Linked DNA regions of Homo sapiens: all the other regions are linked to region 5. The links are chromatin contacts, found by Hi-C or POLR2A ChIA-PET in ENCODE. All regions are on one chromosome and are shown on one strand. Each heading gives the region's core, a stretch centred on a gene start or an enhancer-like site at or near the end of the contact. The rest is flanking DNA. Distances are from core to core; before and after follow the strand shown.

The links. A loop is a pair of places that touch in the nucleus more often than their neighbours do. ChIA-PET counts read pairs that join two places held with the same protein, here RNA polymerase II (POLR2A). Pooled maps may share reads with other maps.
Region 1: a loop to region 5 is called in a map of endothelial cell of umbilical vein, with 8 times the contacts of the local background. The contact joins the promoter of TMEM181 here to the enhancer-like site in region 5. A Hi-C loop is called at or near these places in 1 of 168 maps with a recorded cell type or tissue (endothelial cell of umbilical vein) and 6 of 50 pooled maps. POLR2A ChIA-PET finds 5 or more read pairs at or near these places in 1 of 52 experiments (Panc1).
Region 2: a loop to region 5 is called in a pooled map, with 7 times the contacts of the local background. The contact joins two enhancer-like sites. A Hi-C loop is called at or near these places in 1 of 37 single-sample maps with no recorded cell type and 2 of 50 pooled maps. POLR2A ChIA-PET finds 5 or more read pairs at or near these places in 1 of 52 experiments (K562).
Region 3: a map of naive thymus-derived CD4-positive, alpha-beta T cell shows a loop between it and region 5 (4-fold over the local background). The contact joins two enhancer-like sites. A Hi-C loop is called at or near these places in 1 of 168 maps with a recorded cell type or tissue (naive thymus-derived CD4-positive, alpha-beta T cell), 6 of 37 single-sample maps with no recorded cell type and 9 of 50 pooled maps. POLR2A ChIA-PET finds 5 or more read pairs at or near these places in 1 of 52 experiments (MCF 10A).
Region 4: a map with no recorded cell type shows a loop between it and region 5 (4-fold over the local background). The contact joins the promoter of TULP4 here to the enhancer-like site in region 5. A Hi-C loop is called at or near these places in 7 of 37 single-sample maps with no recorded cell type and 4 of 50 pooled maps.
Region 6: a loop to region 5 is called in a map with no recorded cell type, with 14 times the contacts of the local background. The contact joins two enhancer-like sites. A Hi-C loop is called at or near these places in 3 of 37 single-sample maps with no recorded cell type and 3 of 50 pooled maps.

Annotation. Positions count from the first base shown.
Region 1 is chr6:158,558,387-158,561,867 of GRCh38, reverse strand. It overlaps TMEM181 (transmembrane protein 181), which reads right to left and starts at 1,777. Exons shown (of 17, transcript NM_001376852.1): 1 at 1,636-1,777. The coding sequence starts at 1,643. RefSeq lists enhancers at 1-245, 246-747 and a silencer at 1,167-2,086.
Region 2 is chr6:158,473,863-158,477,546 of GRCh38, reverse strand. The region is part of intron 6 of TULP4 (TUB like protein 4); the gene reads right to left. Among named protein-coding and RNA genes, the nearest start is that of TMEM181, 84 kb to the left of the region's middle. RefSeq lists enhancers at 1,618-1,697, 1,718-1,797, 2,118-2,167, 2,215-2,787. Within about 2 kb of position 2,131, at least 8 of the 41 ENCODE cell types and tissues checked have a DNase peak (open chromatin) inside an H3K27ac peak, as active enhancers do.
Region 3 is chr6:157,052,481-157,056,011 of GRCh38, reverse strand. The region is part of intron 4 of ARID1B (AT-rich interaction domain 1B); the gene reads right to left. Among named protein-coding and RNA genes, the nearest start is that of TMEM242, 270 kb to the left of the region's middle. RefSeq lists a silencer at 271-471. Within about 2 kb of position 1,416, at least 4 of the 41 ENCODE cell types and tissues checked have a DNase peak (open chromatin) inside an H3K27ac peak, as active enhancers do.
Region 4 is chr6:158,310,722-158,313,943 of GRCh38, reverse strand. It overlaps TULP4 (TUB like protein 4), which reads right to left and starts at 1,479. Exons shown (of 14, transcript NM_020245.5): 1 at 1-1,479.
Region 5 is chr6:157,762,453-157,765,738 of GRCh38, reverse strand. No RefSeq gene overlaps it. Among named protein-coding and RNA genes, the nearest start is that of SNX9, 59 kb to the left of the region's middle. RefSeq lists enhancers at 1,138-1,187, 2,078-2,147, 1,720-2,919, 2,421-3,286 and a silencer at 1,678-1,787. Within about 2 kb of position 1,323, at least 35 of the 41 ENCODE cell types and tissues checked have a DNase peak (open chromatin) inside an H3K27ac peak, as active enhancers do; they include Panc1 and endothelial cell of umbilical vein, where a contact is called at or near this core.
Region 6 is chr6:157,201,786-157,205,383 of GRCh38, reverse strand. It overlaps ARID1B (AT-rich interaction domain 1B), which reads right to left. Exons shown (of 20, transcript NM_001374828.1): 19 at 1,388-1,518. Among named protein-coding and RNA genes, the nearest start is that of TMEM242, 120 kb to the left of the region's middle. Within about 2 kb of position 1,911, at least 2 of the 41 ENCODE cell types and tissues checked have a DNase peak (open chromatin) inside an H3K27ac peak, as active enhancers do.

The sequences.
Region 1 (3,481 bases), core at 528-3,027, 800 kb before region 5:
CCTGGAATGCTGGCCGATGGTGGTGGGCTGATTTCCAGATACCCTCATCCCCCTCCGTCTTCCCTAACCCTCTTAGTGCTCCACAGAGCCTGAGGCACAAAGCGCTTACAGCTGCAGGGGGAGGCCTCAAACTCGCACAAAATTCAAGCTGCGTTTTGCTTGTCCTCCTCGGGACCTTTCCTTGGTCAACTGCTTTCTTTGGTCTAGTTCCCTGTCCTGTAACAGCGCAGGACCCTGGCAGAAGACCCAGATCCCTGTCCTGGCCAAGGCCCTCACCACCTCACGTCCCCGGCCTCTCTCCTACTGAAAAAGCACACCCAGCCCACCTATGCAGCTCCAAGGGGCAGCGCGTGAGAGAACTCCTGTAACACGCAGCTGTCACTCTGCTACAAGGCCACAGTTCCACAAGACACCGTTCCAAGCAGTATTATTTACATAGGCCGCACAAGAATCTTGCCCTCTGGAGTTGTGCAGAGGCAATACTGCTAACCTACCTCCACTTGGCTTTTAAAATCTTTAAAACATCCACATAGGTCTGATATTTGATGCCATTCCAGTTTCCCAAGAGGTGCTAAAGCAACATACCAAAGTCAGAAACTTCTAAGGAAGCAGAAGGAAAAACAGATCTCTCTGTCACAGGCACTTGCGCTGAGGCAACAGGCCTGGGTGTCACTTCTCTGACCACGTCCACAGCCAGAGAAATCAGCAAAGATCCAAAGCAAAACCCTTCTGCCTCAAAAACCGCATATAAGCCAAGAAGCGCGCCCAGGCCCCTCGGAGGCTGCCTTCAGTGCAGGGAGCCGGCCCTGGAAGCCTCCTGCGCCAGGCGCGGCTGCACATATGGGCCACTCCTTCTCCCGGACTTTCTGCAACTCCACGCGGCGCTAACCCTCTGGTTAACTCCGTCTCCTTCTTTTCCAGATGCGCCCAGGGGGACACCTAGGCGACTGCTGGGTCAAAAGCAAGCTTTAGGGATGGCGTCCACGAGACCCCAAACAGGTTTTTCCTCATTAAAAACCCTGGACTTCAAAGAGGTAAAGAAAAAAAAAAAAGCCCAAAGTCAGCAGATCGTAAAACGCATAAAACTCATATAACTCGACACCCCGAGTCCAAAGGGGCTGTTGCGGCAGGCTCCCCGGTGCCCACGTCACCAATCGCCTCTGAGAGCCTCGCACCCGGCGCTGGGCGAGACCGCAGGGCAGCGCGGGGCGCTCTCGATACCGAGGGGACGACGGGGCGGGGCCTTTCCGGCAGGAGAGGCTGCCCGGGAGGCGGCGGGACTCCGTGCGGGCGGCCACCCTACGCCGGGGAAGGGCCGCAGCGCCCCCGGTTCTCTCGGCCCCCCGGTGAGCGCTGTGGCTCGCAGCCCCGTCCCGGAACCCCGACCGCATCCCGGTCTCTAACCGCGGCCGGGCGGGCAGGCAGGAGGGAGCCCCGGCCCCGGTCTACTCTCGCCCCGCGCAAACACCTCCGCCTGACCCGCCCGCGAAGCCCCCTTCAGCGCCCTTTTCCCTGCCCCCAGTTCCACGTGGGCGCCAGGGACCCTGCGGCACGGCGCCGGGAGCCAGGGATCCCCAACTTTCGGCCGGAGTGTCCGGAGAGCCAGCCAGCCCGCCCGCTCGGCCGGGGACTCACGGCTCCATCTCGGCGCCCAGAGCCCTCGGCCCCGGCCCGCGCGTCCCGAGCCCGCCAGGCGCCGCGCAGCAGCCTCGGCAGCGGCAGCCGCAGCCGGAGCCGGAGCGACAGCGGCTGAGCAGCGGCCGGCCGCGGAAAACTCATCAGAGCGCGACGCCGAGATCACGTGCGCGGAAGCGACTCTCACGGCGGAAGAGGGCGCGGCGCGGTGGAAGCGGGGCCGCGGGCGCGCGGCGAGGGGGGTGGCCCTCCTTCGTGGCCCCGTGCCGGGGCGGAGCCCCACGGCCGGGAGCACCCAGGCTAGCCCTGAGCTGGGGCTCAAGACAGAAGGAATGAGTGAATGAATGACTTAGTTTACCTCTTGTCCCTAGGGCAGGTAAACAGCGCATTCATTCACTCCTACTTCCCGAGTGTCGGGGCGTAAGGATGGGCCTCGGGAGTCCACGAATGCCCTGCAGTTGTCTGGAAAACACTATGGGTGTCTGCATTTTTCTAGGGAGAGGAGCTATAGCTGTATATTCATTCCCTAAGGGTCTTGTGACCCCAAAAAAGGTTAAAAGCCAGGACAAACTTCTGCCACCCCGAATGATGACAGGAACCTTCCGGGCTCTTTCTGGTAGCTTCTCCCGCAAGCCGCTTCTAGACTGCAGCTAGACCAGTGGACCAAAAGCACTTTCCTGATTTCGCATCTTGGCTCAGTGTTCCCCATTTCTGTAATCAAGAATGGATGAGAACCAAGGTTTGGCTATTTCTGAGATTCTCTTTGGAGCATTACTCAAAATGTCCCGTGTTCCCGTGTGCTGTGGGTTTAAAGTCGGTCTGCATGAGTTAAATAAAGGACTTCCAAGCTTCCTTTGCAATGTATCCTCATTCATTCACTAAACTGTAAACAGGCTTACTATTGGCAGAAAAGTGTGGACATGAATAAGGAACAGTTCCTGCCCTCAGTGAAATTACAGGCAAAGAAAATTACCAACAGTAAGTTAGGTAGCCTTAGCTCAGGGTGCTACAGTGAGGAAGGGTGCCTAACTCGCCTTGGGGGAGTGGAGAAGGTAGGGGACAGAATGCAGAGTTTGGGCTGAATCTGGAGGGTGAGGTGGATATTAGGAAGAGGGGGGTTAAAAGGGGGAGATACCAAGCAAAGCACACCCTAAGCCAGGACACCAAGGAATAGTTACACAAAATCTCATTAGTGCTCTGAATCCTAAACCGCAACTCTTCAAGGAATAACAAAAGATTATTTCTTAAGTTCTTTTCATACATAAGCAGAGGGAAAGGGTTCTTCATAGCAACAAGACCGGAGAACAGAAACTGGGTACCTGCAGGGACAGACTGTTCACAGGGACGTGGGGCGCGGGAAGGGGTGAGTCGGAGGGAGTTCTATGAGCTAGAGCAGGGGTCCCCAACCCCGGAGCCTGTTAAATTACAGACGTGAGCCACCGCAACCAGCCCAAACATGCGTTTTCATGCAACACCTTCTGTTAAATGTTTAGGCCTGAGGATGCCTCCCTACTTGAGTCCTTACATAAGGAGCTGCAGCCTGGCATAGTTAACATAAAAGAGAAGACACCCTAATTGAGGAGGATGCTTTTGTAACAAACAGCTGAGTCTCAGCCAATCACAGCCAGTGAGCTTCTGTCATTGGCAGGTGGTTAGCTGATTCAAATAAGCTAGAACATAAACCTGTAACCAGTTAAGCTGTCTCTGCGCCTCAGTTCCACTTTCTGTCCATAAATGTTGTCTAACCACGTTGCAGCCCCAAAGTCCTTTGAACCTGTTGGTTCTGAGGGCTGCCCGATTCTAGAATCATGAAGAAAAGCTACTTAGGATCTTTAAATTTGCTGTC
Region 2 (3,684 bases), core at 882-3,381, 710 kb before region 5:
TTGCATTTCTCTAATGGTTCATGATGTTGAGCATTTTTCATATGCTTGTTGGCTGCATGTATGTCTTCTTTTGAAAAGTATTTGTTCATGTCCTTTGCCCACTTTTTAATGAGGTTGTTTGGAAAAACAGTTTTCAATGAGCACAACCTGACTGGCTGCAGAAACATCAGACACTTCTTCCCTCTAATTTCCCATTCCTCTTTAGTCCAGCTATCTGAAAGGCAGACACTCTGTATTTATCCTCTGTCCTCCTCCCTCCTAGTTCTGCTTTTCATAGTAACTATCTCTGTATAACAGTTGATGATATATTTTATATAAAATTATCATAAGTATGTGTCTCTTATATCTTTGTACCAAGAACTTAAACCACTCACACAGACCTTCAACTAGATGAAAATCAGCTTTGTTACCTTTATATATATAATTACCACCCATCCTGACAAAAACAACCTTGTCTGCAAAACTACATTCCAACAGCAAGCACATCAAATGCTCACATACCTGAATTCACTGCATCCGTTCTACTCTCCCACATGAATAACATTATTCTCATCTAACATATGAGGTTAGAGAGGCTAAGGCAGGCTAGGTACCTTGTTATAGTAATAAATGGTGGAAGAGCTGTGATTCTCATCCCTCCCCAGCTCCACTGCTGGTCCTTATCTTACTACATGGTGCTGACTCTCTGAAGTGCCAACATATTGATACCACAGCCTAAAGAATGCGTAATACTCCACTGAAAAATTTAACCATTTGTCCATCACATACAAAATCGTGAGCCCCAGATGGCCCCTTAGTCCATTTGGTCAAAGCTGCTTTACTCAGAAACAAACCAAACATGTCTATAGAAAAGGCAAATAGGAAGAGAAACAGGCTGTTTACACAGCATATAAATAAATGATCTGCGGGGTTCATCACAGCAGAAGAGAGCCCACAGGTAATTAGGCAGGTAGCATGGTTGGATGAACACGGAACACAGTCGCTGGCACATCTCGAAGGCGAGGGAGGATGGTGTGACTCCAAACCAGGTAGCGCATTCGCTCGGACGACTTGGAATTCTCAGCCAAGCAGGAGTGAGAAGACGCGAAAGATTAAAGGATGGAACATTAGAACCTGGGAGAAAAAGGGCTGAAATTATTTAGCCTGGAGAAGTGAGGTCTGCAGGGTCTCAAAGGAATAATTATTATCTAGGGCAACGTTACCAGGAAATCCCCTCTTCTAAGAATGGGACAAGAACACCAACACAGGAATTTACATTAAATTAATTAGGGTGCAGCACTCATTTACTTGCCCAAGTAAGTGAAAACTTACTCTGGGAGAGGGCAGGGCACGGACACATTGATTTAATTTAATTTAGTTTGTGTAGCATATAGTCCATGTAAGATGATAAAGCAGCAAAATAAACGCTGGTACCTTTGCCATAATAATTTTAAGGCTGTGCTAGAAAAACGGGGAAGGAGTGACAGATAACAAGAACTGCCCCTCTTGTCTGAAGATTCTGAGTCATCACTGACCTGGGGAAATGAATGACTGTGATGACTGTTTGGTCAGAAGTGAGGCAGCAGGGTATGACTTCTCAGGACCCCTGTAAGTCCACAGAAAGTCCCTAACAGGTCATCTTACTTTTTAAAAGTCACATTTCTGCTGGTGTTAATTTTTCCCTGGCTGTTTACTGGTATTCCAGCCTATAAAGCCCTCGCTACAAATGTTCTGTAGTTTTGGCAAGAACAAGAGTCAAATGGCGCTAACTGCATGTGGCCACAGACACGGGGCGGGGCGTTCACTAACGCTAGTCCTGATTTTGCCACCTCACAGTCATCAATTTCCATCACTCTGTCCTCTAGGTTCATGGGTGATGGCAGAACATGAACACACTGTCTGCAGGCCCACAGACCTCACCCATGCTGAAGGTACCTCCTCCCTAAGAACCTCCGCCTACTAGGCTGAGCCGCAGCAGAACAGCACAGCTCTTCAAAGCTCCCAGATTCACGTTGTGTTTGAACAGCTGCTGTCTGCTAGGGAAAAACTCAATTGTAAGTTTGCGGTCTTAATCTCTTTCTCAAATCCCATAAAACGACTATTTTTAGAACTGATGGCTAGAACTGTGAAGCAGATGACATTCAAATCTTAATTTGCATAGGGAGGTTCACATATTTTACACGTCTAAATCTGAGGCAAAAGTGCAAGAAACTGAGCTGCATTTCAGGGAGTGTGGGTCTGGTGGAACAGGGAGAACCACTGCTCAGCTGGAAAGGACAAACTCTAGGCCACAGTGCTGGAGGCGAGTGGCCCATGGAGGGGCAGGCTTCTCCTCTGGCTTCTCCCCCTCAATGCTGAGGCTGAGCCCCGGAAAGGAAAAGATGCGGGCCAGCCCTGCCTCACCTCCCACCAGGGAGTGTGGCAATCAAGGCCTGGTGCCCGTTCCTTACTCTGCCACCTCTCCTCCTGCTAGTACACAAGACATGCCATGCGTCCAGCCAATCATTTTTTTATCTACTGAGCTGTTAGTCATTAGATAAATATTTGCTAAATGTATACAAATGGACAGATCCATGCTAGTTATAAGGGGACTGACAATGAATCAAATACATTCTCTGCCCTTGTAGAGCTTACATCCTGGCGTGGCAGGGAGAGAATAAATACAGGTGAAGTATCCTTAATCTGAAAATCTGAAACCCAAAATGCTCCAAAATCTGACTTTTGGAGTGCCAACAAGATGCTCAAAGGAAATATTCATTGGAGTATTTCGAATTTTCAGATTTGGGATGCTCACCTGATACAATGCAAATATTCTGAAATTAAAAAGAAATCTGAAATCCACAACAATTCTGGTCCTAAGCATTTCAGATAAGGAGTACTCAACCTGTATCTCAGTATCTGTGACAGGAACTACCTGATAACGTGAGGTAGTGAAATTCCGTGAAGTAAAAAACAGTGTTGAGCGAGAGCCAGAGCAACAGCAAGGGGGTCTTTTTGAAGAGAGGGAGCAGGGAGGCTGCCCTGGAGGTGGTTTGAGCAGAGGCCTGGCTGAGAGGAGAAATCTATTTAATTGGAATTGAAAGCTTCCTCACTATATTACTATTTTTGTATATAGCAGTGAGTTGGATAGAGTCTTCTGAAAATGTAGGAGGAACAAAAACCAACTATACTGGTCCTGGACAGGGAAAACCAGGCAGTGCCAGCACAGGGTTTCTGGATGACTGAGGGAGGCCTTGGGCTGAGGACTGGCTACCCGGCCACCGAGGAGGCAGATTCCTGGGACAGTCGGAGGCTCTCCAGCCTCCCTCTCCACCCTTTGTTTGTTCTTTCTGTAGCTCTCCCTAAGAAGGATGGGGGATCTGTCTTGAAGAAAATGCACCTAGTAGGATGAAATGTTTTATGTCTGTACAAACATGTGCAAAATAGTTCACTTTAAAACAGAAGAAGGGCAAGGTGCAATGGCTCATGCCTATAATCCCAGCACTTTGGGAGGCTGAGGCAGGAAGATTGCTTGAGGCAAGGAATTCAAGACCAGCTTGGGCAACATAGCAAGACCCTGTCTCTACAAAACAAATTTTCAAAATTAGCTGGGTGTGGTGGTGCACACCTGTAGTCCTAGCTACTTGGGAGGCTGAGGCAGGAGGATCGTTTGAGCCCAGGAGGTTGAGGCTACAGTGAGCTATGATCATGCCACTGCACTCCAGC
Region 3 (3,531 bases), core at 167-2,666, 710 kb after region 5:
GGTCTGACCTAAAGAGGTGATCCCTTAAAAGAGGTGGGAGAGATTGAATGCAAATCTCCTGCCTGCTGCCATGTTGTGGAGACAGGCACGGAACTGCAGGTCACCTCCAGAAACTGAGAAGGGTGCTGGGTTAGCATGCGGCATGATGGTGGGAACCTTAGAACTCCAGCCACAGGGAAGTAAATTCTGCCAACGGGTGAGCTTGGAAGAGAACCCTAAACCTCAGATGAGACCACAGCCCTGACAATACCTTATCTCAACTTCACGAGATCCTGAGTAGAGGACCCAGTTATTGGACTCTTGGCTACAGAAATTGTGAGATACTCAGGAAGAATAGTTTTAAACTGCTGAATTTGGGGGTAATGTGTTACTCAGCAACAGAAAATTAATACATTTGAAACCTCACTTACCTTTCAAATCTCACCAGAGGAGATCTGTAAGAATTTTCAAATTTTCCTTTTTGTTAAAGTTAGCTTTCTATTGTTATCAAGAATATTATAATCAAATTTAAGGACTAGAGAGCAGTTACTACAGTGAGCAGTAAAGGTTTGAAATTTAAGGTGATATTTGGGTGTTTTCTTTTTAAAGCAAAAATTTTGAGCAGCTACTTCTAAAGAGTACTTTGTACAAGTTCTACGGGTGAATTTAAACGACAAAGACAGAAACAAAAAAAGATTATGTTACTGGAAAGGAAAATCAAAGGCATAAAAATAAGATGGGTAAACTAATGATTATTGTCTAGTTAACCAATTAATGATCTGTATCTTTTCTATAGCAGCATATTATTGGAGATCTGGCTTGAAGTAGAAGGAAAGATAATCACTCATCATTTCCAAAGGGAAACCAATGCAAATGGTCCCCTTATCCACACAGCAGGCACTAAGCTCCACCTGAGGTATCTGCTGGCTTCAGTGGTGAGGTGGCTCCTCTCTGGAAAGCCCCCCTACTTCCCGGCTGATGCCAGCTGAGGAGGATGCTTCCCAGTGGTGAGTTCTGTTCCCTCCTCTGCAGGTTTATGCTACAAGTTACTCCAGTTCTAAACTGAATGGAAAATGGAACCAGGTGATGTATCCATGTGAAAAGAGACCCACCACTGGGGATGAGTGAGCTAGTGAAACGCTGCTGCAGAATGAGGTACGGCTGAGACAGCGGTGAACCATGGACAGGAGGGAGGTACACGTGAATAGACATTTATGTGTTTTATGCTAAAATAAAATGTATAATGATTGCATCATTTTCAAAGATTTCTGCTTTAACCAATCTGACAATCACCCCTGTAACAGTGACATCTAGTAAGTAGGCCTAGGCTGTGGTTCTTTTGCCTTTCACAGCTCAATGTGAACAACTATTTCCACAAACCTTGCTCTTTAGGTAAGAACCACTTCCTCAGACATAGAACAAAAAGCCCCAGATAGGAAGTGAGGAGATGTGAGGTCTAGGTGGTTACTAGTCCTTCCATGAGCCTCACTTCCTACTTTTATAACACAGGGGCAATAGATTACATAATTTCTCATGTCCCTTGTAGCTCTGAATCCTATCACCAGATTTACATGTTTATTATAAAATAATACAAACACATTATTTCAAAAAACTATAACTCACTACCATTTTAAAAACCAAATATTTAATTGGGCAGTAAGAACATTAAAAGATGCTAAGGAAATTGAAGATAGTTTGATGCTGCCTTGTGTTACAAATCTCAGTTTTAAGACACAGCATTTCCAAGGGGAAAAACCTAATCTAAGGCAAAGAATCACACAGCTCCTGGCCATCCACCTTCTTTTTTTTGAGACAGAGTCTTGCTCTGTGGCCCAGGCTGGAGTGCAATGGCACAATCTTGGCTCACTGCAACCTCCGCCTCCCGGGTTCAAGCGATTCTTCTGCCTCAGCCTTCCGAATAGCTGGGATTACAGGCACGCACCACCAGGCCTGGCTAATTTTGTATTTTTAGTAGAGACGGGGTTTCTCCATGTTGGTCAGGCTGGTCTCGAACTCCCGACCTCAGGTGATCCACCCATCTCAGCCTCCCAAAGTGCTGGGATTACAGGCATGAGCCCCTGTGCCCGGCCTAATGTTTTTATTTTTATTTTTTTGTATTTTAGTAGAGACGGGGTTTCACCATGTTGGCCAGGCTGGTCTTGAACTCCTGACCTCAGGTGATCCACCTGCCTCGGCCTCCCAAAGTGCTGGGATTACAGGCGTGAACCACAGTGCCCAGCTCATCCACTTTCATAGAAGAAAAATTTCATGCTATCATAATAAATCAAACTTATAGAAAGGCTTGATATTATACACGTAAGCAACAAAAAGCCACAGACATGATTCTTTTCCTAATCTCATAAAACAAAGCAAACCCCACTCAAACTAAGGTCCTTAAAGAGGGAATCATTTCTACATTCAAGTGATAATAATTATAGCCAAAATTCAGGAATAAAGTTGCAGGATTGAATAATTGCCTAGTAGGAAGCTGAAATTATAAACTACTTGTATTAAAAAGATGTAGAAAAGTTAATAGTTTTATATACTGCTCTGTTTATACTATTGACAAGAGAAACCAGTCAAGACAGCACATCCCCCAAAGGGCTATTGCTATCTTCAGAATAGCTAGCTTAAATTCTGCATGATAGGCCAGGGGTGGTGGCTCACACCTGTAATCCCAGAACTTTGGGAGGCTGAGGTGGGCAGATTGCCTGAGCTCAGGAGTTCAAGACCACCCTGGCAACACGGTGAAACCATGTCTTTACTAAAAATACAAAAAATTAGCCAGGCATAGCGGTAGGCGCCTGTAATCCCAGCTACTCGGGAGGCTGAGGCACGAGAATTGCTGGAGCCCTGGAGGCAGAGGTTGCAGTGAGCCGAGATCATGCCACTGCACTCCAGCTTGGGCTACAGAGTGAGACTCCGTCCCTAAATCAATCAATCAATCAATCAATAAAATAATTCTTCATGATATTTTGCACTGTTGTAAATCAGGCTGGTAAAAACTGCTCTTAGCGCTGGGTGTGGTGGCTCACGCTTGTAATCTCAGCACTTTGGGAGGCTGAGATGGCCAGATCACGAGGTCAGGAGATCGAGACAATACTGGCCAACATGGTGAAACCCCGTCTCTACTAAAAATACAAAAATTAGTTGGGCATGGTGGCATGTGCCTGTAATCCCAGCTACTCGGGAGGCCGAGGCAGGAGAACTGCTTGAACCAGAGAGTCAGAGGTTGCAGTGAGCCGAGACTCCGCCACTGCACTCCAGCCTGGTGACAAAGCAAGACTCCATCTCAAAAAACAGACAGACAAACGAAAACTGCTCTTAGGTGCTGTTGTTTGGTACAGGTTGCTATGTTTGTCCAATCTTTGTCCATTTCTTAAATTCTTTGAGGCAAAGTGCATCTTTTCCTTTGCAACTTCTGTTTTGCTTTACAAGATATTCTGTATAAGCAGCCATTCAGATTATGCCTGTTTAAGTTACACAGCTACAAGAGTCCACTTTGGAATTCCAAGGACACTGATGAAAATATCCATAGGAAACTTCACTTTG
Region 4 (3,222 bases), core at 230-2,729, 550 kb before region 5:
GTATATGTGTTTTTGTGGTTGGCTTGCGTTGCTTTTTTCCCCCTTTAATTAAGACTGACCTGAATCTAATTAGAAGGTCAGTATTTTATAAAGATCCACCGAATGCATAGTGAAAAAATTCCTCTATAAAAGATGATGGCAGTCTTCTAAGAAAAGGTAATGCTTAAAAAAACATGGGGTCCATTTGTATTTTCAAGTTCTCAGAGGAAGAACGTGCTGATCCTTTGGAGAAAGAGCATCGTTAATTAAGTGGTGATCAAGAAACGGTTTTCTTCTTTTTACTCCACTTGGTTATTCTCATTCAGCCTGAGATTCCAGTTTAGTGTAATATGATTCCAGAGACAAAGGGTTGCAAATACATAGATTTCAAGTAACTTAAGGCTTTAAGAATCCCTCTAGCTCGAATTTTTCTCTTCAAAAGTTCGGATGCAGAGACAGAATACACAGGATCATCTTCCTTCTGAAGCCACCCTCTAGCATGTTTCCTGAACTAGACAAATTTCTGCTGCTAAAGCTGAAAAAGATTGCATAAAGGGAAAAAAAGGCACACAAACCGTGCAAAACAGACCAGAGTTTGTGCAGACAAGAGTCCAAATTTTAGGAAGAAAAACAGACTCTCTCCTTGTTGTTTCAGAACCAGAAACTTTCCACCTCAAAGCTTGGCCCTGTGTCCCCGGGGAACGCAGGGCTCCATCGGACTGCTCCTCCACCAGCCGGCGCACCCCTCAGTGCCATAGAGGCTAGAAAGAAGGCCCCTTCACTCAAGAGGCAGAATGTTCCAGCGCTCTTACAGTGGTCCCAGTGTTTGCCCTGGGTGAGTCTTAAATCCTCTTGCTGACAAAACAGAGCCACGTGGCAAGATTTTGTTTCTTTTGCTCGTCTCCCTTCTCGCTCCCCCAGTTAGCACTCCCCTTTTCTGCTCCTAAAGATCTTTTTCCATCTTGATGAAAAAAGCTAATCTTAGAATTAAGTCCATCAGGTAATCTTCTCATACGCAAGTCTTCTTGGACTTGACAGGGAAGTTAATCCCTTAAAACAAAAGCAGAAGCCAGAGTCAGATTCCCCCAGCTGTCTCCCTAGAGAGTGATAGTGTTTTGCTGATGGGTGCTTTCCTGTTCACATTCAGAGACTGTCTCCAAACACCACACCACTAGTCCAACAAAAAGAAAGCTTTGCTTGGATTTTCCTTGATATTTATTTAATAATTATTGGTTTCAATTGCTATTTTACAATATTATCCTATAGATGCAGGAAAAAAGGGGGGGAATAATAAATTAAAATTTCTCAAATACAGTTAATTAAGATAGGCAAAGGAATCAGTTCATTATTCAAACTTGTCCCATCATACTTGAACTTGCTTTCCTCTAGCCATAACCACAGTAGGAGTTACTTTTCAGTCTAGAATTTTAATCCGTCCAAATCACCAAACCCACTGAAAAATAAAGTGCAACAAACACTGTGTGAGCCGCTGCAATGTTTGAAATCACACTTCTTTCTCAGTCACCTTCTCACTTAGTTCCTTCTTTAAACTGGAGAATATTTTTGTGGTTTAATCTGCGCAAATTTTTTTTTCTTCTTTTTGCAGACTTTCTTTACCCGTGCAGACCATATGGAAAACTGGCCATTAGTGATGTATTTTTCTCCCCGGGCTCCTGAGCCCACTGGTGTCAAGTTGCTCCATCTGATTCTTAAATTAATTTTCATCAGTTGTAAAACTCTCAAGTGTGCACAAGAATGAGCCTGTCTTCCCGTGTGAATGTGTAAGTACAGAAAGAAGGTTTTAAATGCACATAGACACACACTCTTCAACTGCCATACGAAGCGTCTGCTTCCCCAGTCATTTCAGGAACCATCAGATTATTCACGGCTGGGAGGCCCTGGAGTCTTACAAATCTGTTTAAAAAAAAAAAAAGATATAAAATTTAAAAACTTTAAAACACTGGAAAATAAAGGTTTTAAGAATAATTGCTGAAACTGAAATGAGAGACCCATCTTTACACTTACATCAAATGGAGCTACTGACTGCACTGAATGGTAAAATCCAATAGTGAAAGGATACACCTCACCAGACTCAAGACAACACACAACAAATGAGAGTTCTGCCTGCCACTGATCGTTGTATTCAATTTGTCAGCAGCTGGGCACATCTGAATGAAATCATAACTGCCATTCTTCCACACTGAACTGTACTTTCTAAGAGACTGAACTCCGAATGTGAGACTCTACCCCTCCAGAGACCATGGTCGCTGTTTAAGCAGGCATCCTCAAAAAGGAGACTGAAATGACTCAGGCAAGTTATCTGGATTGATTTTTTCACGATTAATAAAAGATATTCCCTCAAGACACAAAGCAGTAAGGGCCTTTAAAACTCATTCGTCCCTGATGGCTGGCAGGTCTCGGAGCAAAGCGCAGCTGTTTTCTAAGCTTTTATGTGGTCTACCAGCAATAAAGTTCTAGAGAATCTGTCTCTAGCAAATCCATTCCATCTTCTTCCTACTGCCTGAAGTCCAGGCTGCATCACATCCTCTACAAACACGAGAACACTCTGTCCCTAACTTACTCATCCTCCCTGCCCTCCCGCCCCGCCAGTCCTTCCAGAAAGCAGAGTGGACTTTCTCAAATTCAGCAGACTCTCTCAGTCTCCTGGGGCAGCTGAAGCGGCCCAGCCCCATCCCACAGGAACTGGACACTGAAAGGGAAGGGAAGGGCCCAGGTGTTCGCATTTCTAATAAGCTCCCAAGAGATGCTAATGCTGCTGGGCAGGGAACCAGGCTTTGAGAACTACTGGCCTGTAGCATCAAGTCCCAGCAAAAGACTCTACTTTCATCATAATACTAGGACATAATTTGCCTTCTTCCGTGTTCACATTTGTACCCATGGTGCAAAATCAACAGTGGGTCAAACTGCAAGCTCTTTAACACTAATCAAGGTAGAGGTACCAACTGCACCAGTAGTCATAGATTAAAAAAAAGAAAGAAAAAAAAAGCCAGCCTCACTTAAGAACATCTTTGATACGGCAGTAAAAATTATTAATTTTATTAAATATCAGCCCTTGAGTACATGGTTTTTAATACCCTTGTGTCCCAAAATAGTAGGTACACATAAAGTACTTCTGTGGACTACTGAAGCACCATGGTAGTCCCAGGAAAAAGCATGTATTATACAGTTTAAGTTGCAAAATGAACTGCTTGCTTTTTTCATGGAATACCATGTGACATGGTT
Region 5 (3,286 bases), core at 74-2,573:
CACTGCTGAATCTATGCCAGGTCCTCTCTCTCTGGAAAATTACTAAACTACGCTCAAATGATAAAACAAAACAAATACATTTCAGGCGGGGCGCGGTGGCCTACGCCTGTAATCCCAGCACTTTGGGAGGCCGAGGCGGGCGGATCACGAGGTCAGGAGATCGAGACCATCCTGGCTAACATGGTGAAACCCCGTCTCTACTAAAAATACAAAAAATTAGCCAGGCGTGGTGGCGGGCGCCTGTAGTCCCAGCTACTTGGGAGGCTGAGGCAGGAGAATGGCGTGAACCTGGGAGGCGGAGCTTGCAGTGAGCCGAGATCGCGCCACTGCACTCCAGCCTGGGCGACAGAGCGAGACTCCGTCTCAGAAAACAAACAAACAAACAAAAAAAAACAAATATATTTCAAAATGAACACCCGAAGCCCCCACAGTCATAGCTGTGTGCCTCCATGCACCTCTGCAATGTGGTGGGAGCGGGAATATCCATGCCCAAATACTTGCCCATAAATATCTCCCATCTAACTCTTTGTGGAGGAGATCAGATCCGAGTGGAAGGGCTCGGTGTCCCTGAGGGTAACGCCCATTGTCTAAGCAAGAGGAGTCTCTTTCTAACCCTAATAGGCTTGTTAACTCTTGGTGTTCTTCCTGTTCCTTTTTAGATAATCTATTAGGTTGGCACAAAAGTAATTGCAATCTTTGCCATTAAAAGTAATGGTAAAAACCGCAGTTACTTTTGCACCAAAATAATACATCACAGGTTTATACTCAGCCTTTGTTACTATTTTAGGTTGAATTATTTCCGTGCAAACCCTCAGAGCACAGGGATCTGTAATTATACTTTGCAAGAGATGTTACGTGCTACCAGCAAATTTTCCAGCTCAGTGATGCAAGGCAGGAGCTGTACATCTTCTCACATGTGGTTATTCATTCCATACAGTACTGAGAAAGAGCCTTAGTCACATTTGGACTCCCTAAGGAAGTGTCAGGCCACATCACTGCAGCCACATTCCTGCACAGAGCTTGCCTCAACCTCGCTCCTCCAGGCGAGCTCCATGCCGGCCACGTGATGGCCCCCGCCAGTGTTGAGAAGTGATTCATCGTCAGCTCCAGGGGAAAAACAGACTGTGTAGGAAGGTTCCATATGACAAAAACATCCGGATTTTTTTTCTTTCTGCCTTCTACTGGGCAATTCAGACCTTGTTATCATACAATTGAGGTGGAAATGTGACGTAATTAAACTGATTTATGAAAGTCACATACAGAAACCAGAGTCATTTTTTAGAGCCCCAGTGTGGTTAAAGTTTACTTCCTCTGTACATTTATAGCAAAGGCTTTTGAACATGGTTGAGGGCAGAGAGCCAGTTTCGGGTAGATTGGGAGAAGGTCTATTTGCTGGTTACTGCTGCTTCAATTTATATTTCCCCCTCAGTTTTACCAAGGAAAAGGCCTTAATGGACTGAATTCAATGTGAAGCTTGTGTGATTCTCTATCTGTGGCCACTTCAATGTGAACGCCAATGACCATGAGCCGGGTAATGACTTGGAAATATACTAGACAGAGCACAGCCATGGGAAATACCACGGAAGACTATGTTAGCTCCAGAATAACATCATTAAAACTAGCTTAATTTAGTACAGCATCTGGATCAGAAATAGTCCTAAACATGCATACACAAAGCAAGTATACATTTGCATGATACGTACACAGAGCTTTAAAAAGCAACCTGGATATAGTGTGTCAGTTTTCAGAAAGGGACCAAGATGAGATTAATGAACCTTGACACCTGCTTTGCTCTCTTCCACTGCCGTAGAAATCCTCTCTGCTGAGAGTCTGGCATACTTCATAGATACAGTATTTGGAGAAGCAGCAAGGCTGGATGGTTTGTGTAACACACTGGAAACGTCATGAGGCTGATTCTAGATTTGCCAGTCATCAACTGGGGGCACTTGGCCACGTTTTCTAACTCACAAAGGTTTTCCAGGATAACATTTCATGCTACCTCCCCTTGGTGTTTTGAGGAATCGTCAATAGGACAGACAGGCAAGCACATGAGAAACATAAGCTGCTAGTTGGCACAGGTGTGTTGGGCTGCTGGAATCAGGCAGGTGTATGGAGCCGGGTGACTCATGGAGGAGGAGGGGTTCCACCTGGAAGGGACACTCCCTGGTCTCTCTCCACATAGCTAATGTGAGTCACCACATTCCTGGCTCCCTGCCTGACTTGCTTCCGGGTCAACCACGGAACCCCAGGGCCACCTGGGGTTGGGCCTGCTCCAGCTGTTCCCTTCGGAGCCTTGCCCTGCTTGCTTTGCACTTGTTAGAAGAGGGAGCAGGTACTTCCCCGCAGGGACCTGTGTCTGCCTTCAGCTGTCTAAATTCCATGGAGAAGGCCTGGAGATCCATGGGGAAAACTCCTTTCATTCTGGGATGGTCTGGCCTGGAAGCCCGGAGCAGCTTCCTCAACCCCGCCGCCCTCCCCTTTTCCCTGCCTTGTACCCAAGGAGCCCCAGCCCCTACTCCACATCACAGAGGGCAGAGGTGGAGCCCACCTGGGACGGTGGCCACCTATACCCTCATCACCAGGCCTACATCAGCACCCTCTGGGCGTGACTTCCCTCACTTTCTAGGTAATGAAGAAAAAGATCGTGTTTTACATTGAGACGTATAATCTGTGTAGCTTGGAAGAGGAGAATATGCAACCCCCAAATATGCATAAGGATTGTTGAGCTGAAGGCCATTAAAAAGCAGATGCAGGAGAGCTCTCTGCCCTCGCTCTATTTGCCTAAAGCGGGGCACAAAGACAAAAGGTGTCCTGTCCCCCTTCCACCAGGGAGAACAAAGGTTAACCACGGAAGACAATTTCAAACCCTGTCAGCCTGGAGATGGTACTGGAGGAACCCACATGGGCAAGCCTCACCGAGCAGCCTTCCTCTGCCAGTTGTTTGCTTCTCCCCAAGTTGCTGCCCCCTAGAGACTCGAAATCCTTTTCTGCTTTTATTTTTAAAATATTTTAAAAAATACTTCCCCCAACCCCCACTGCATCCTCCCTAGCCACAGCGGGCTCCGGGACACTCTTCAGAGTCCTTTTCCTTTTCCTTTTCCTTGTCACTTCTCTAAATATTAGCTGTTCTTTGTTGAAGATACTGTCTAAGCTGGAATTCAAAGGCATCTCTCCCTGGTATCTTCCATGTGCATATTAAATACACATGATACTAAACTTCTGTTTGTTCCATGTGCATATTAAATATACATGATACTAAACTTCTTTTTGTTTTTCTCCTGTTAAC
Region 6 (3,598 bases), core at 662-3,161, 560 kb after region 5:
TCTCCCAACACCCCCCACCATGTTTAGGAACTCTAAAGAGTAAGTAACAAGGATTCTAACAAGGATTCTTTCCCGGTAGATGTTCTGGAAATCAGCTATACCTTCATATCCTACTGTCAGTTTCTTGAAAGTAGAGTTGGAACAATTTTTAAGAAGTCAGGGGAAGCCCCCAGCACCAACTAGAAAGAACTGCTTTTAGTGTGCTGAAGGCACAATGTTCCAAGGGCATTTTCCCTTTTTTTTCCAGGGGAAAAGGGAAAGTTAATAAAGCAATTCTGGTTATGCAAATATGTGATCAACAACAGTTCACCTAACATAAGGATGAAAGCGCATTACTCTAGCAAATGCAGTATACAGTTTTTAAATACTTATTTTCTGTTAACACAGAACTCGTACAATGTTTATGACCTTATTAATAAACTTTCTAGCAATTGAAAAATTGCCTTTCTAGGCTGATAATGAGGGCTTAAATGAGAGAAGAAAGAAGTAGAAGATTCTGGTCTTATTTCCTTAGAAGCAAGGAAATTAAGTGTTTTAGTTTTTGCACTCAAAGTAGAGAGTTGTTTGTATACTATAGGGAAAATGACCTTTTTCCATTTTTTATTTCTAAATATTTCTTTAAAAGTCTATAGCCCAGTGGACTCGGGCATTTTCCCCAAACTTCAGTGCTCCTCTCTTCTAGCTATTATGCTGGAAGCTACCTGAAGCCTACCTCTGAACAAAGGAGGGGTTTAAGCTCATTAAAAGTAGTAGGCTTTTACATGACTGCTTCAAAATAACCTGGAGAGAGGCAGAAATGAGAGAGCATAGACTAAGAAGTAAGTTTAGCCATGAGTTCATAACTATTTTAGCTGACTGACAGGTACATGGGGGTTCATTAAACTGCTCTCTCTCCTTCTATATATATTTATACATTCTATAAATGTATAGAATATAAAATTTCTAAATCTTGAATATCTTTTTAATGAAAAGAAGATGTCAAGTCCTCCTGGAAAGCAGGGTTATGTCCCATTGCAACCAACTGTGTTTCCAATGCTGACTCCAGTCACAACTTAATGTTACATTTTGATTTCTTCCCATTGGCCAGCTAATATTCATTCTGAACAATTTAATGTTACTACTGTCATCTATCCCATATACACATACACACACAGTCACTGTTCTCTCATAAGAAATAGAGGTATGTGTGTGTACACACACTAAAGACTACAGTGAATATTATCCCAGATAACTCTACATTGATTAAGGCTGGTTGATAACAACTGCAGTGATTAACAGTGTTGGACGGTCAGTGCTCATCAACTCAGGCATTAGTTCAAGCACAAATGTGCATGGCCTGATGCTCTCCTATCCTAATTTGGTTGTTAGTTGGACTATGCTGGCTTACCTGGGAGAGATTGAAAGTAGCAACAGTGCTGTCATCATACAGAAGAATATTAATAGTGTCCAAAGCCCACGTACTCTCAGCCAAAAGACCTGATTTAAGGGACATCATCACACGCCACGCCTCAGGAGTAACTGAAGATGGGGAAGAACAAGGATATCATGAATGTTGACTCTATGCATGAAAGAACGAAAGTTAACGAAAGAGTAAGAAAAAATAAGTGGAGTGTTAAGTTAAATATTGACTTTAAACAAATGCTCTCAAGGACAGTTAAGCGTGATCATTTCCGATTTTAAATGGAGGCCATAGCTGTAACGAGAAACTTTTGTGGTTTCAGATCTCGCTTTGTTGGTCACGCAGGGGCCGAAAGTGCTTCTGGAGGTGGAGTGGTTGAGCACAGATGGTCCTTTCTCATGGCCGGGTTATTTCTTTCAGCCACCCTACAGAGTCTGCAATGTGGTATCAGAGCTTTTAATAAATGAGTCAAACCCAAAAGTGGTATTTGTCTTCTTTTGGCTTCACCACTCACGAGTGTCTCAAGGTGGCGTCCTGGAAGGCCGCCAAGTATGCAGAACATGGAAGCAAAATTTAACTCCAAGACAGCCTCCTCAGACACACGGCCTTGGCTTCCCAGGCTGCTTTCCTCTAGTCCTGTGCTCCTGCCCTCAGAACATGCTGTGATAAATATTAGCACTTTGATGGCTCAGATTTCTCAGGAGTATGGCTGGAGCCACAGAATGGGAAGTAATTTGTTGTTTTCCCTATTCCTGCTACTGAAGGAAACAAAATGATCAGGTAGAAAGTTTGGAAGATTTGCCATGAGACCCAGCTCGGCCAGATCCCTGGAGCTGCCTGGAGGCTGGGGGCATTCTCCAGGCACCAAGAATCATTGCATGAGGGGGAGACACCGTGGCTTTTCCACTTTTATTTTATCTGTTTTAAAATTTTCTAAGATAGCTACATACTGTTTTTACAATAAAAAAATCAAAATTACTTTTAAAAATAAACATGTAAATTTCCCTAGGTTGAAGACAAATGCTATATAACCCGCACTGGGAGATTTTTAGAAAATTTAGATGTATTTATTTAAACATACATATACACACATAAACACACAATACACGTGTGTGTGTGTGTATATATTTCTATATATAAAATGGTGCTCAGTGTCTGTGTCTCCTTCTCTCCCTCTGCAACCCCATATAAATACACACACACACATATTCTATATATATCTATATATCTATATTTATATCTATCTATATATATATATAAAGGGATATAGATACACATGCATTATATATAAATGGATAGATATATATAAAGGAATATGTGTGTGTGTGTGTGTGTATACAGTGGCACAGTCACTGCTGAAGCCTTGATCTCCTGGGCTCAAGTGATCCTCCTACCTCAGCCTCCTGAATAGCTGGGACTACAGAAATGAATCTCACTTTTGGCTAATTTTTTTTCTTTTTAGTAGAGACGAGGTTTTGCTAGGTTGTCCAAGGGTGGTCTCGAATTCCTGAGTTCAAGTGATTCTCCTGCCCTGGTCTCTCAATCTACATCTCCTTAATGTCCAGTGATTGATGTCTTTCAAATTATTAATATCTTTAATTTTCTAATCACTGAAAAAGATTTTAAGTCAATTTGTTCTTGATATTTTTTGAGTAATTTTTCCTAATATAACTCAGATCTATTATCTTCCTTCCTGTGTTAAAAGTACTTCAAAAATAATGCAGAAACCCTGTGTGTACTTCCAGATAGTCCAGACCTCTGATTAGTATTCAGAACATCCCACAGAGGATAAACAAGCAACATCAGCATTCGATTGACATGGTTCTTGGCCCAAGTCTACCAGTGCATTGGATGATATCAGTTCTATGTATCACAGCATAGCATATTCTTTATGTCATACCATCTATCAATCTACATATTACATACAAGCTTTAACTTTTTCCCACGGAAATTCACTGTATGTTGTCACCAAATTACAGAGTGGCTTGCCTTCAGATTTTCTCAGGTCACCTTTAGCATTTCATTAGCCTCATGGGGGGGTCTGTTAGGCACGTATTGTAGTGATTAAGTGGCTTGGTTAAGTTCAAATCTTTAAGCCCAAAATACAGCATATAACCACTCAGGATTCCCTGATCTCTTACTTGAAGCTCTAATCTTTCACACAAATAACATTCACACGTAAAACTACCATTTTATTTC